Linked DNA regions of Mus musculus: region 2 is linked to region 1. A link is a contact called in ENCODE Hi-C data. All regions are on one chromosome and are shown on one strand. The core of a region is the stretch at or near the end of the contact, and the rest is flanking DNA. Distances in the headings are between cores, read along the strand shown.

What was found. Hi-C counts contacts between places; a loop is a spot of excess contacts on that map.
Region 2: a map of T-helper 1 cell shows a loop between it and region 1 (6-fold over the local background). The contact joins the enhancer-like site here to the promoter of Crbn in region 1. A Hi-C loop is called at or near these places in 2 of 37 maps with a recorded cell type or tissue (T-helper 1 cell and T-helper 17 cell).

What each region holds. Positions count from the first base shown.
Region 1 is chr6:106,798,462-106,801,640 of GRCm38, reverse strand. Crbn (cereblon) reads left to right here and starts at 1,554. Exons shown (of 11, transcript NM_175357.3): 1 at 1,554-1,650. The coding sequence starts at 1,584.
Region 2 is chr6:108,526,487-108,529,665 of GRCm38, reverse strand. All of the region lies in intron 60 of Itpr1 (inositol 1,4,5-trisphosphate receptor 1), which reads right to left. Gm44040 (a long non-coding RNA gene) reads left to right here. Exons shown (of 2, transcript XR_003956493.1): 1 at 1-503; 2 at 670-3,179. Among named protein-coding and RNA genes, the nearest start is that of Gm44040, 7.7 kb to the left of the region's middle. Within about 2 kb of position 1,490, at least 1 of the 3 ENCODE cell types and tissues checked has a DNase peak (open chromatin) inside an H3K27ac peak, as active enhancers do.

The DNA of each region.
Region 1 (3,179 bases), core at 305-2,804:
GCTATGCACATTCATTCATCACTTGGTTGAACTTCTTGTTCTCTCTTTAACAGTCACCATCTATGTTCCATGCTCTCTGGTGGTCTAGACCTGAATTGTCCTCTTACTAGCGAGAAAAACACCTTAACTCATTACAATGGCTCATGCAGCTGTTTTTAACTCGATCATAAAAGGCATCAATATTGTATATGCTATTAAAGGGAATACATCTGGGACATTTGCGTTCTGGTTTTAACATTGGGTAAACTGAGTCCTGGGGATATAAAAGTGACTTGGCCAAGGCCAGAGTGACTCAGGGACAGAAGGCTGAGTGATATGGAATTGATAGTGTTAGGCTGAACCCCTGCTCTTCCCCTGTACAAGCTGGGAAACCCAGTCTACTCTCCTTCCCTGATCCCCAACCGCGGAGTGAAAACTCCACCTCTGTCTTGGAGAAAACTCCGGGCTAACATGTCAGCATTTCCTGGAACCCACCCAAGAGTGGCTGCCAGGGGATCAGTTTTTAACCAGGTATGGGCAACAACCCCATCTCCTAACCAACAAGTAATCACTCCTCACCAAAACTCTATAAAGTCACGTTGCTTAAACCTGGGTGTTTGACTTCACTGACCTCCACCTGTGAGACCAGCGAACTCCCCTTAGAGCTGCCTCCTGATAACTATGCCTTTACCTACTTTTAATCTGGTCTAATCTGGCCTATGTGTTGGTCACCATAGGAAACGCCTATCGGATCCAGTTACCATTCCAACGTGTTTTTGGGTTGTGAATTTTTTTTTAATGCAGCATTTTTTTCTTGGGGTAAAAATGTCTTCAAACCTCAGATTCATTAGTTTACTTTTTTTTCCTTCCTCTTATTCTCTGCCTACTACCACTACTTCCTTCTTTAGATATCGTTTGTCATTCCATTATTTTCTTTTCTTCAGTGAAAACGTGTTAGAAATATATTGTATACACTCTTAAAATTGGAAAAAAAAAATCCATCCACAACTCCAGTGCTAGACAATTCTCTTTCTTTTAGCATGTTGTAATTGTTTTTTACCATACATTGATCCATTTTTCTCTTAGTGAAGCCATTATGACTAGGCTAGTTTATATACTGACAGTTTTATTTTCCAGGTGATTATCAGCCTTTTTTGTCCTTGCAAATCTTTGCTTCATACTGATACATGTTAATTTGGGGCTATATCCGAGGGCTACTGAAATCGTTTTAAAAATCTGCTATATTCCAACGGCCCCTGGAACAGTCCATACTTCCAGACAAAAGAGGATGCTGTATAAGGACGTGTTTGCTCCAAGTGGACACTAAAAACACAGACTTGGGTTTCCCACCTGTCAAAACGTCTTTGTGGCTGAGAAGGGAGCTGTGTAACTTGTGTGGGGTCAGTGGGTCATGGATAACTTTGGGTTTCTTGTCCTCCTTAAAGATGGTCCTCTTCATTTGGCTCCGCTGTGCCGCTCTCGGCTCGCCTCGTTGGAGCCGCCAGGGGGCGCTGTGGCCCGGGAGCGTGGCGGCGGCGTATCGCAGACCCTCCCCCTGCGTGCCGGCACCGCCCTTTCCCAGGCTCCTTTGCGGGTAAACAGACATGGCCGGCGAGGGAGATCAGCAGGACGCTGCGCACAACATGGGAAACCACCTGCCGCTTCTGCCTGGTAACCTCCGGGACGGGCGCCTGGCCGTGGGTGGAGACCGAGGACCGGGGCCGATCCCGCAGGGAGGACGGGGACAGCTACTCGGGCGCAGCGGCCGGTGGGAAGCCTCCCGTGTGAGCCTCGCCCTCCGCAGCTCTGCGCTTTCCTCCCGGCCTGTCTCCTGGGCTGTCGGGGATGTTGGGGCCACGGACTTTGGTTTCCCAGAGCAGGGACCCCCATTCCTTTCCATCTTTCTCCCAAGCCGGCCTCCCTGAAAATTTTGTGGGAGTAGGCGAAGTTGAGAACCGGGTGACATTAGCAGCCGTTACTTTTCCTGCTCATCTGCTTTCTCATAAGACTGACAGCTAACATGCAGTAGGCATTTGCACGTCGTGGGCCCCGCAGTGAATGCTTTGCGTGCATTTCTGCTTTTATTATTACACCTGTCATCTGTCCAGAGCCTTGCTTATGGAGGAGAAACTTATCGACGGGTTGTTAAATGTATACCATCCAGTGACGTGGAAGGTCACACAGTTGCAGATAGGGCTGCGCGGTGTACTGATCTGCCACCACAGCTGGTATCTCTTAGCTATCTCTCTGTGGAGGTAGTTATTTAGCGGTTTTTCTCAGGTCTGCAAATAATATGCCTACTTTTAGGGTACTCAGGAGAACGGTATTACCGATTTCTCCTGCTTACTTTATGCCTTTATGGTTTATGACAACTTATGTTGCAGTATTGAATGCTGAAAGTGGATGAACTAGTGGTACGGACTGTTCTTAGAATGCTGTAGAAACACAGACTATTGCCAGAGCCTTTTGGTTGTAGTTAAAAGCCATGCAGTCTGTTAACCTTGTTTGTAGGAAAAACATCAGTCGGCTACTTTTAGGAGGGTCACAGTTAGGATAAGGCTATTGAGAATAATTACAATCACAGGTGCAGTTCATTTAGAGCCATATAAGCAACTGCTGCTGGGTGTACTGGGTTTGTGTTTTTTGCTGGATTGGATACCAGGCACTCCCAAATCCTCTGAGCTATGTCTCCAACTCCTGCTGTGATTTTCATGGGTAGGGATTATTGTGGGATTTGAAAATCTTGTGATGGAGATTCACTTAGGGTTCATTTGTGGACTAGGTTAGTCCTACATTGTTGAAACCGTGCATCCTTAGTCATTTCAGTTAGGAACTTTTTTGTGTGGGGTGTGAAGAAATAATTTCAGGTTTCAGTTTGTTGCCTCAGAAGGTGTGCTTCAGGTGTGAATGTGTTCCTTGGTGGTAGTGTAGACAGAAGAAGAAATGCTGGGTGCAGGGCCAGTGCATAGAAAGCACCTTTTCTGTAAGCCACTGGTTATTGAGCTGTACTCGCGGCAGTTCCTAAAGGTGATCATCTTTCAACAGAAGAGATTTCAGGGACAGCAGCTCCACTGTGAATGGAGCAGACGTTTAGGGAAAGTGGTGGAGTAGGAGAAGGGTGCTCCCCCGCTATTGGCATTCATCAGGTGCTTCTGTGTGAGCCACCGGGAGCTCTGAAAACTCTGTAGTTTCTCAATTTG
Region 2 (3,179 bases), core at 241-2,740, 1.7 Mb before region 1:
GCAACCGAAGGTCAGGTCTACTAGTGAACCGAGAGTAACCCCACAACTCTAAGACCATTTCTCTGAATTGACAGAAACACCACTGATACTAGAGAAAGGGGAAGATACTGTTTTGTTTTGTTTTTTTTCCACATAGGAAGCTATTAAAATCAAGATGGCTTGGTGACCGGTGACCATTAGCTGGCAGCCAAGGTACCTCCCACAGGGATGGGACTACAAGGAAGCTCCCTTTGGCTCTTCTGTCACCATGTGGCCTTCCGTCTGCTGGCTGCTGTGCTTAGGCTTGCCCACCAGCTGTTGCCCTCCACACCCTCCTGCCACACTCTGGGTCTTATCTGTCTAGTCCCAGATGGGTGTGTGAGGTAGCATGAACCTGAATTTGTATAAGTCCCAGATGGTCAATGGGTTACCGATGTCCTATGACTTGCTGGGGATTACATGCCTATGAAAGAGCAGAGCTGGCACTCAGACCAGGATCTTCTGTCCCCACACCCTGTCTTTGGGTAGGAATGGGCTCTGTGGGAAAATCAACTGATGAAACAAGACAAGGGATGACCAAAAGGAGAGAGATGAGGATGCAGGTCATGTTGTACTTAAGTGAAATTTAACTTGTGGGCAAATGGCTGGGAATTTCTCAACTACAAGATAGTTTCCTTTGTTTCCCCCTAGGGATAGCAGAAAAGCACAACTGTCCTCGATGGAGAGGAAGAACCTTGTTACCTTGACTGTGGGCCATTTCTTGACTGAACTAGGGAAGGTGATACGGCTAACCTATTGAGCCTGTCCTCAAACTCCTGCAATCTTGTCTCCACATCCTGAGGGCTTGCATTACAGGTCTGAGCCACCACATACCTGGCTGTCACGTTTTTTTATACAGGTTGGCCATTACCATAAAGGACATATGCCTTTGGGATGTGAATGCAGGCAAAGGGGTCTTATGCTCAGAACTTAGGCAACTCCCCATCATCCCCATCCATGGCCAGTAGGCTCTCTTCCTAAACCACCAGTCAGACGCTAGCTTTGGGAGTGGAGGCCCATATTCTAGGCCTGATGCCTCTGCCTGAAAGGTGCTGTCCAGAAAGCTCTTTTACCTTCTGAGTAGCCACCGGAGGCTTCCCACTTGGTCTCCTGCATGGCCTGCAGCAGTGACTGAACAGATGCAGACGCTCCGGAATCTTAACTGACAGACTAAGGAGAGCATCAGGCGAATGCTGTCCTTCCTCAGGGTCGCATGCCACTAAAGAGCCTTTGTCAAAGACATGAAGTGTCTAGGAGGGGTGAGCACTGCTGGCCTTTAGCTTCCATCCCTGATGGCTGTCCCCTTTCTGTCCTTTACCTGCAGTGACAGCAGTCTCCAAGGCTTGTCTTGCCACACAGCCTAGTTTCCTGCCCAGAATCAGTGAGTAGGAGAGGTTTGGGAGGTCTCTTCCTGACAGTAACAGCTGCCACATAGCATGAGCTCATGGTTGTTACAACACAGGCATGTGACCTACAGCAGTGCAGCTGAGTGTGCCTAGGAGCCTGACAGCCCTGAGTGGTGAGGCTGAACCACACTCAGGTCCTCTACTGCTATGGCTAAGTTTCTGTCAGGGATTCATGTGGCACCAAGTTGAATCACCACTAAAAAGATCACAGGCAAAAGGCTCTGCCTTTTGGCCAGTGGCTCTAATACTCTTCTGTGCCTCTTGTATAGCACAAAACATCCCGCTCTCCAGCACTGCTGACATTCAGAGTTAAGAACCCTTTAATGCTCTAGATTTTCATGCTTTCTGACAAGACATCTTAGCCAATCAAACATGGTACAGACAGGAAGCAGAATGAATGCTCAGGTTCTCAGAGCATTGAATGCAGAGGACTCTGATCAGGCTGTGTGGCAGGCAAGGCGTCACTCTGCTCTTAATCCCAGTCAAGTGACTGCTCACAAGACTTCAGTAAGTCTCCATGACTGAGACGGAAGCTCCAAAGGGCACCAGACTTTTCTATGAGCATAATGTAAGGTGATTAACAGAGCTTCACAATCAGCCCTGGAAAGATTTGAAGATATGACACAGCCAGACGCTTTAGAGAGCAGAAAAGTCCAGCTCACCACACTTCCCTATGGCTGGGTTCGTGGCATTGTGCGGGCTAATGAAACATGGACTTATTTGCCAGTGTCAACCACTGGAGGAATAGGCTCAGAGGACTGATGTTTATTAGGGTGTCATGCCCCGATGGGAACTGGCTCTGACACTCTCTGCTTACCTTCCCCCATTTAGAAGTCTGCTCCCATCTGACCAGGTCTCACCAGCACCCTGCCAACCGTCTCCCATAAAAGTGCTACAGAAACGGATTCTGAAACCCTGCCTAAAACCTAAAGCTAAGTGTGGGCAGGCACCGACCCCAGCGTTGCTTTCATCTGCATCTATCCCTGTCATAATATTCCTGAAGTATCACCCAAAGGCTTCCGAGGTAAAGGCTTGGCCTTCAACTGCAATATCATATCATTGAGAGGTGGCTGTACAATGAGTGTTGCCTTAATCAATGAATTAATCCAAAGATCAGTTAATAACTTTGATGGCGTTATTTGAAGGTTATAGAAACTTCCAGAAGAAGGGCCTACTTGGAGGAAGTAGATCATTGGGAATTTCACTGTATGTTTTGGTTTGTCTGTTTTTCTTCTCCCTCTCCCCACCACCCTTCTTTCTCTGTGTTGCCCCAATATGTGTCCTCCTATTCGTGGGCATGTACACATGGAGGCTGAAGTTGTCAGAGCTTTGTCAACTTTGGCACAGCCTAGAGTCACCTGAGAAGGAAGTCTCAATTGAGGAACTGCTCAGGTCCAGTTTGCCTATGGGCATGTCTATGAGGCATTTCTTTTTATTACTAATTTATGTAGGAGGTCCCAGCCCACTGTGGGCAGCACCATCCTCTGGGCTGGTAGTCCTGGGCTGTAAGAGAGCCAGTTAAGTATGAGCCTGTGAGGAATACAGCAAGCAGCATTCCTCCATGGTTTCTCTTTCAAGTTCCTGCCCTTAATTCCCCAATGACGGGCGGTGATCTGAAAGCATGAACCAAATGGTCCTTTTCTCTTGGTCAGTGTTTTATCACAAAAGCAGAAAGGAAATGAAAACAGGTCTTCCCCTCCATTGCTTTCCACATCGTTTTCTGAGCCAGGGTCTCTCACTGCTCATCACTTGTTT